2 separate regions of the Homo sapiens genome follow, and region 1 is linked to region 2. A link is a contact called in ENCODE Hi-C data. All regions are on one chromosome and are shown on one strand. Each heading gives the region's core, a stretch centred on a gene start or an enhancer-like site at or near the end of the contact. The rest is flanking DNA. Distances are from core to core; before and after follow the strand shown. Region 1 overlaps CCNYL1 (cyclin Y like 1). Region 2 has its middle 44 kb from the start of CPO.

Region 1 (3,937 bases), core at 638-3,137, 770 kb after region 2:
CTGTGACTGGGTGGGAAATGTATATGGGCAGAATAGGCAGCAGAGATATCTGACCTACAACTGTGATTTAGTGTCTTGCTTTGGCTGAGTAAGCAAAGTCTCTGTAGAACATAAGAATAAAAGGCACTTATTTTCTGGTCAAAAACAAAAGAAATTTGTCAGTCATGAATTCTTATCAAAGCATTTCGGGGCCGGGCGCGGTGGCTTACGCCTGTAATCCCAACATTTTGGGAGGATCTGGTGGATCACCTGAGATCAGGAGTTCGAGACCAACCTGACCAAAATGGAGAAACCCCGTCTCTACTGAAAATACAAAAATTAGCTGGGCATGGTGGCGCATGCCTGTAATCCCACCTAGTCGGGAGGCCGAGGCAGGAGAATCACTTGAACCTGGGAGGCGGAGGTTCTGTGAGCCGAGATCGCACCATTGCACTACAGCCTGGGCAACAAGAGTGAAACTCCGTCTCAAAAAAAAAAAAAAAGCTTATCAAAGCATTTAAACTGAACTAAAATCAAAGACCAGTGCTCTATTTTACAGGTTTACTTAGAAAGGCTTTTAACTTATGCTGAAATCGACATTTGTCCCACCAACTGGAAAAGGATTGTTCTGGGAGCCATTCTTCTTGCCTCCAAGGTTTGGGACGATCAGGCTGTATGGAATGTGGACTACTGCCAGATCCTCAAGGACATTACAGTTGAGGACATGTGAGTTTGTAAGGTTTTGGTGAACTTTCTAACCATTTTCCAGTATCTTATTCCTATAAAGTTAACAATTTAAGGAATATTTTTAAAGGTTACATTATGCAGATAATGGAAATAGGCATAAGACTATATCTGTCTATCTTTAGTATAACAGTTCACAATAGAGCAAGACTGTCTCAAAAAAAAAAAAACTAACTTCATATTTTCCATCATTACTTGGTAGGTTTTGATGTGTAATAATCTGCTTGATAAATTGAAAAATATTTTTTGGGTGGTTTTTGGCAAAAATCTTACAAGTATACTACCAGAACAACATAGCACAGTAAATATCTTTATTTTATTTTATTTTTTGTTTTGAGACGGAGTCTTGCTCGGTTGCCTAGGCTGGAGTGCAGTGATGCAGTCTCGGCTCACTGCAAGCTCCACCTCCCAGGTTCAAGCGATTCTCCTGCCTCAGCTTCCTGAGTAGCTGGGATTACAGTGGGATTACAGGCATGCGCCACCATGCCTGGCTAATTTTTGTATTTTTAGTAGAGACGAGGTTTCACTGTGTTGGTCAGGCTGGTCTTGAACTCCTGACCTTGTGATTCGCCCGCCTCCGTCTCCCAAAGAGCTGGGATTACAGGCATGAACCACTACGCCTGGCCTCTTTATGGCTTTTAAAAAGTTATCTGCCAGTTCAAGCTCCTTTCTCTTTTTCATTCATTCATTCATTCATTCATTTATATCTTTTCATGTGACCAGTAGGGTATAAACAGCCCTTAAAGGGCATATGTCTGGCCTTTGAAATAATTGTTTGGCCACTATTAGGTCTTAGGGCCTCTGGACTATTGAGAAGTTACGTAGCTTCAACCTGAGTCACACATTGTATATTTGCTTTTGCTAGTCTTTCCACATTTTATCTGAAGGTCTGTTTTTACAGAAGCCTTGAGATATGAAGATCCCTGTGCCCCTGACCCCTCCCCATTAGGAGTGTTTTTTGTATTTAGAAATTGGTCTCCTGAGTTAGGAAGCTCCAGCGTTCCCCTCAGGCGGTCTGAGAAGCACTGCTGGGGCATCATCCAACGCTCACCACACTCGAGAGGCTCCCTGGGCACTCGGACAACCACAGCACCACTTTGGGGGCCTTGAGTTACCTATGAGAGTGCAAGGATCCTTGCTGAGTCATGGAGTTCCTCACAGATGGCACCAATATGACCCTGAAACAGCAGCTTCATCAGGGTTCCTTCCAGGCTGGCCTCGTGTCGGCCGTGAAGGGAAGGGCCTTGGAGCTTGGTAGGCAGGCTGAGCCAGGGAGGCATTTCCAGCAAAGGCTCTCAGGGTGCCCACCAGACAGTGAGAATGGCTTTGTGGGTGGCATTTAGAAAAATATGAAGGAGCACCTCTTGATGATGTTGAGCAGCAGAGGAAGATCAAGGTCATGACAGGCAGTGGCAAGAGTTTGTTTTTATTGCCTTTGCCCATTACTCCATATGACTGTCATTCAGAATTACCATACCATATATTCACAACTGAAGTGAGGATACTTGTGACTAAAAAGGAACCAGTAATTGTGGTAGCTGTTGAAGTGGCTTCTGGTGAAGTTGACCACTTTACTGTTTACCGAACAGCCCTAGTGATATTGCTGGTAGCCGTTTTAGCAAAGGGTGTGACAGCAAATGAATTTGAAACAAATGGAAGTACTTTTGGAAATTGCAGAAACTAAAGTGACTTTGATCACTGCTGTCATCCGTCTGCAAACTGGTTTCTTGAAGGAAGCAAAATTTATTATTATGAACACTTAGCCCTACCATGATGGCAGCTAAAATGTTCTCAAAACCTGCAACTGAACTGACTGGTGCTCTAGTTCAAGATACAGTATCAGAGAACCTGCAGGGAAATGTGCAGGTTTCTACAGATGTAAGCTTCAGGAGCAGTGGTGGCAGGGGCCAGCTCCAAGAAGACCAGTTCTAAATAGTGCTGTTTGTGTATGCCCAGGGAAGCACCAGGAGCTATGCTACAAACAGGCTGCTTTTGTTTATGATCTTTGGAAAGCATTTCAACAAACTGTTTAATATACATTTGTCTCATCCCCCTGCTGTTGACTATTTGTAGTGGTCTCATTTTGAGTCTAAATTGAAACAATTTTAAATTGGTGTCTATCAGGTTTTTCTTAAAAATTTTCAACAGCTACATGTCCTGTTAGAATATATTTCCCTTTAAAAGAATAAGTTAAACTGAGCAGCTGCTATTCAGACGGTTTGCTGTGCCTGTAAAGGGTATGCTATTCAGCCACCTAGCCATTTAAAAAAAAACAAAAAACCTAGAAGATGCATATTCTGTAAGCATAATGCTTTTCTTCAGTGATTAAACCTCTATTAATATGTGTGTTAATCCTATGAAGTACTATATTTCTACACAGTTAAAATGTATTAGTGGAAAAAATATAAAAGGGATTGTGAAGTGCATTTATTGCTGTAGTAAATTAAGTCCTGGTTAGCTGATTATCAAAACATTATCTGATTTACATTTCTATAGGCTTATGGACATATGAACAGGAAATTAATTTTGGAAGTAGGTTCAGTTGGGTTTTTAAGCTCAGCAAATGAGAAAACCACATCTCTGCTCATATTAACTGCTCTCCATACAGGAGATCATCAAGCATTTGTTGACTTACCCAGTGGATAAAATATTAAAACTTTGAAACCAAGAAACCAAATATGTTGTTTAGGTATTTATCATTTTTATACAGTTAACTCCTTATAGGGATTACTGTGAAAGTGGTTAAGATTTTCTCTAGTTTTATGTTTATTTGCTTAAGCATTTGGCAAGGGCAGCTGTGTGGTCATGTAGCCGACTACTACTCCCAGCCCTTTCCTCTCCCATTGCATTCAGCTCACTCCTACATTCTGTTCTGACCAGGACGGTAGATACTGAGCACCTCAGGGTTTCATTCCCAACTCAGAAGAAACACTGAGTTTTTAAGTCCAGTGACCTACCATAAGTCATATCATAAAATGGGTTTAGTCTAGCCAAGACATCCACCTTTGATCTTTCTGCCTTCCAAAGTTTAAAGAGTATCCTCACCCTGTCATAGTGACAATTTCTCACCTTCATAATATTAAAGTGAGCAGAAACTTGCATTATGCCCTTTGACATAGCCTCATGCGCCGGGACAGGGGGAGGGGATTCCCTTCCCCTGTAATGTAGCTTGCTTATTTATTTATTTGAGATGAATCCTTGTTGCCTCAAGAGT
Region 2 (4,338 bases), core at 791-3,290:
GGAGCAGAAGGTGAGAGTAATGATCACGGATCTCTGCACCAGTGGCTTCCCCAACCTAGTTACTTGTTTGTAATTAAGATGACAATGCAGCCGGGTGCGGTGGCTCATGCCTGTAATCCCAGCTCTTTGGGAGGCTGAGGCGGGCAGATCACTTGAGGTCAGGATTGGAGACCGGCCTGGCCAACATGGTGAAACCCTTTCTCTACCAAAAATATAAAAGATGAGCCAGGTGAGCCAGGTGTGGTGGCTCATGCCTGTAATCTCAGCTACTCGGGAGGCTGAAGCAGTAGAATCGCTTGAACCCAGGAGGTGGAGGTTGTAATAAGCCGAGATCATGCCACTGTACTCCAGTCTGGGCGACAGAGCGAGGCTCTGTCTCCAAAAAAAAGAAAAAAAGAAAAGACAATGCAACACATTTTCACTTCCTTCAGGAATTAGTACATTCCAATTTGAAGGGACAGGAGAAGATGGCTAGGTGTGCCCAGATCTTGGATTCTAAAGACAGAAGGCCATGAACAAGTGCTTGTTTTCTGGTTGGTGGCATTGGAGGAAGGATGATAGCAGGCGCCGCACACAGAGGGTTTTCCAGGAGGTGGCAGTGCGCCCTAAGGCTGGATCTTGGCTGTGCCTGCCTTGTGTATCAACCAAAGAATATTGTAATTGAGACATAACATTATAATGCATTCCAGACCACACAGCTACTCGAGTGTCACCTCAAAATGCTTCTTACTAGTTTCAAAGTCACTGTAACCAGGGTAGGGAGCTGGAAGCGAGGTAGAGGGTGGGAAGAAATGGGAGGGAGCTCTTGGAGACAAATCCGGCAGCGACACTTAGCATTGCTGTGAATGGAGTTTCAATACCATCAGACCAGGAGATACCCTGATGCATATTTACAACTGCTCCCACGTTCACCTCTGAAGACCAATAAAAGAAACTGAAGGACTCATATTGTCTCCATTTTAATTCCCAGGTTTACAAGAAATATTTCATTATTCTAATTCACAGGGAAATAAAGCATCTTCCCTTTTTAAATGAAAGGTCTCCTTGTTCAGGGTGAAGAGCAAATCAAATCAGTCTCTCCCCTGAGAGGTAAGGTTGGCCCCAGATACCAGACTGTGAGGTGAATGGCCACGTGTGGATGATGGTGATGGGAGGAGGGAGGAGAAAAAAGAACACTGGGTGTTGACCAGATCGTGCGTGTGAAACACACATAAGAGATGTATTCACACGGAGTCCATCACAGGCAGGGCAGATTGACTCTGTAATTTCCAATGCCTGACAATGACATCTCGGGACAGACTAAGTGATGGAGGAATAAGAGGGAGGCTAGGCAGGTGTCTTTCCCCTGCAATAGGCTGTTGGCTGGGGTGCTGGTTTACGCAGGCACATTTACAGAAATGAAAGAGCTGGATAAGATCAGAGCAAGGAGTGCTACAATGACTCCTTAGTGTTGTCACATCGTTTACTAGACACATTTCTCGCTTGGGAGCCTGACTTCCTGTTTACACAGTTCTTATTTGTATTTTTTTGTTTATAGCTCCTTGGACTTAGCCAGAGACCTCCATATGGATGAGAGAAGAGTAAAGTCAGCCAGGTGGATTGCTTGGGAAATCTGTGCAAATGAAAATGATACTTAAAGAAAAAAAGCCCAGCCTTTAAATGCCTTTGAATTCATCCAGAGTCTGTATGTGGTTTCCCTTTAATTTAGAAAACTAGTTGCTTTCTGATTTCCTCAACCCTCTTGCACTGGAACTTTGTTCTATATTCTCCGCAAATCCCTTCTTCTGCAAAACTCTCTTTATTCAGCTCTCTTACCTAATTCTAAGAGTGATCCATGTTGAGAACGCACAGAAGTAGTGTTTCCATGCCTTGCTGGTAGCAATCAAAATATACCTGCCTTTCCCATGGCCGAGTGATGTTTTTAAAGCTAAAAAACAAAGCAGACAAACAAGCAAAACATTTACACACCAAAAAACTGGTTTTCAGTGCTGGGGTGATGTTCTTCCTATGGCCCTCTGCCAAGAGGCCAGGCCTTCCTAGCAGCGACCAGACTGCTTTCTGGACAAGTAGGGAGAAGTGCCTATTTTGCAGAGAGTGGGAAACCATTCACCAAGTGCAGAACTGGGTTATTTAATGGGGTGGTGGCAGCTCAAGAAAGCTCATCAATAATCAAGTGAGGGGGGCAGGAAGGGGAAGACTGGAGAATTACTGAAGCAGGTGGGCTTTCAGCATGGGGACTCAGCAGAAGGCAGGAGTGGAATGTAGACTCCTCTGGGCAGCGCAAGACACAGAATGTTCAGATTCCCACAGAAGAGTAATGTGCAAGAGGTGAGATGCAGTACATTCCCTAGAGGCAATGAAATCATCAAGAAAACCTATAAACATTATGGTGAGGTGGCAAGGTCCTATAAACAAAATAAGTACACATTGGATAGATCACAGAGAAAATGCATGTTAACTCTTTGCAACCCGTACAATAACAGGAATCCCAAACAGAGCACACAGCTAGAACTCTTAAGACATGCAACAGTCCTAATGAGATACCAACTACCCACTCTAGTGAGAGGAATGCATGGTCTACCCTCAGCTCATTATGATGTTTATGATTCCTGCATTCAATTGTTTTCCAAAGATAGCTTTTCAGCTTTTTGTTTGAGTCCCAATCTAAGGAATCAAGTGTTTGCCTGATGCCAAAATATCTAAATCCAGGTATTTCCTACAGTCTGGCAGGAATGTTATATCATTAGCCATATTTAAACTCAGAAATAACAGCCATGAAGATTGTAAAGGTGGTACCAGGATGATACAAATTATTCATGGAAAATGGTGTCATTGTTGTGCAGAAAGGGCGCAGCCCTAAAAAGCACCTCATTCAAAGTCAGTAAGTGCAGGAGATAATGTTCCTATTCGTCATCACGGAGAGAAGCATACAGTGAGGTTTACAAGGAAAACCCGTATCACACAGCTCCAGAACATGCAGCAAGGCTGCAGCTTTTAAATGTTTAGAAACATTTAAGAAAAATGTCATTTAAGAAATATTAAGAAAGAGTTAAATTTCACAGGCCAGTGCAGGAAGATGGTGGGAAAGATATTGAGACATCTTTTACATGATCATATTACTGACCTAGGTTTCTTTGTGGTTCCTGTTGGTGGTAACATTTGCATTGAGTCAGCTGCCAGATCTGCAAAACGCATTTTCTTCTGTTGTTTTTTAAGCTTAAAAGCATAAGACTAGGAGCAATATCTAAAATCATTTGGTCCAAACTTTAATATTTTAGCATGGAACTCTTTGCAAAAAAACAAGCAAGAAAATAAAAACGTACCTTGATAAATCTTTATACACTTAGGGTTATTTCGTTGTAGGCAAGATAAATTAATGAGCTAACTAAAGCATAAGGAAATTCACTTGAAAGATACTAATGCTTGCACCTGATTGAAGGGAGGATGTAAGCATGAGGCTTTGAATATACAGGTAATTCTCTCTGTGATGAAGAGAAAGAACATTGTCTCACACACTTACTGACTTTGAATAAGGTGCTTTTTAGGGTTGTGCCCTTTCTGCACAACAGTGACACCATTTTCCACGAATAATTTGTATCATCCTGGCACCATCTCCTCAATCTTCATGGCTGATATTTATGAGTTTAAATACGGCTAATGATATAACATTCCTGCCAAATAGTCAATAGGAACTATCTGGATTCAGATATTTGACCATCAGGCAAATGCTTGATTCCTTAGATTGGGGATCAAACATAAAGCCATATTTTGAAAAATAATTTAATACTGCACAACCAAAGTGGCAACGAACTTTTACCTTTTCTTTTGCCATTGTAGTTGCTGGTGTGAGGGTCAAACTCTAAGGGGAGAGAGTCTGATTAAGCTGGGGTCACATGTTTGGCTGTACCTAGGTGGTGAGAGCTTCTCGTAGAAACCAATAGCCTGTGTGGCTTATAGTCAGGACATCTTGAGGCTTTATACAATATGAAGGGTGTAATTCTTCACATGGAAATTTGGGAGCTGTTAGAAGAGAGGAATGGGTGCTGAGAAACAAAAATTCATCAAAAACACACACACACACACACAAACATGCACCCCACACACCAAATAAAGCAGATGAACAAAGCTGAGGACAGAAAAGGAAAGGAGCCTGGAGCCCAACCCCTTACCCATTATAAAAGTGTCTGGGACATTCCACGACACAGAATGGAAACCATTAATGTGACTCGTCTTCTGAAGATTTGGTATCATGAGATCTAATTTATTATTCCCCACATTTTCAGGGCATGCATTCCACACTATCTTTCCATCACTATTTCCTTCAAAAATTCTTAATGA

Evidence for each region. Hi-C counts contacts between places; a loop is a spot of excess contacts on that map. Pooled maps may share reads with other maps.
Region 1: a pooled map shows a loop between it and region 2 (6-fold over the local background). The contact joins two enhancer-like sites. A Hi-C loop is called at or near these places in 3 of 168 maps with a recorded cell type or tissue (IMR-90 and PC-3) and 5 of 50 pooled maps.

The regions. Positions count from the first base shown.
Region 1 is chr2:207,746,509-207,750,445 of GRCh38, forward strand. CCNYL1 (cyclin Y like 1) reads left to right here. Exons shown (of 10, transcript NM_001330218.2): 8 at 539-705. Among named protein-coding and RNA genes, the nearest start is that of MIR4775, 6.3 kb to the right of the region's middle. Within about 2 kb of position 1,888, at least 3 of the 41 ENCODE cell types and tissues checked have a DNase peak (open chromatin) inside an H3K27ac peak, as active enhancers do.
Region 2 is chr2:206,981,318-206,985,655 of GRCh38, forward strand. No RefSeq gene overlaps it. Among named protein-coding and RNA genes, the nearest start is that of CPO, 44 kb to the left of the region's middle. RefSeq lists a silencer at 521-670. Within about 2 kb of position 2,041, at least 3 of the 41 ENCODE cell types and tissues checked have a DNase peak (open chromatin) inside an H3K27ac peak, as active enhancers do.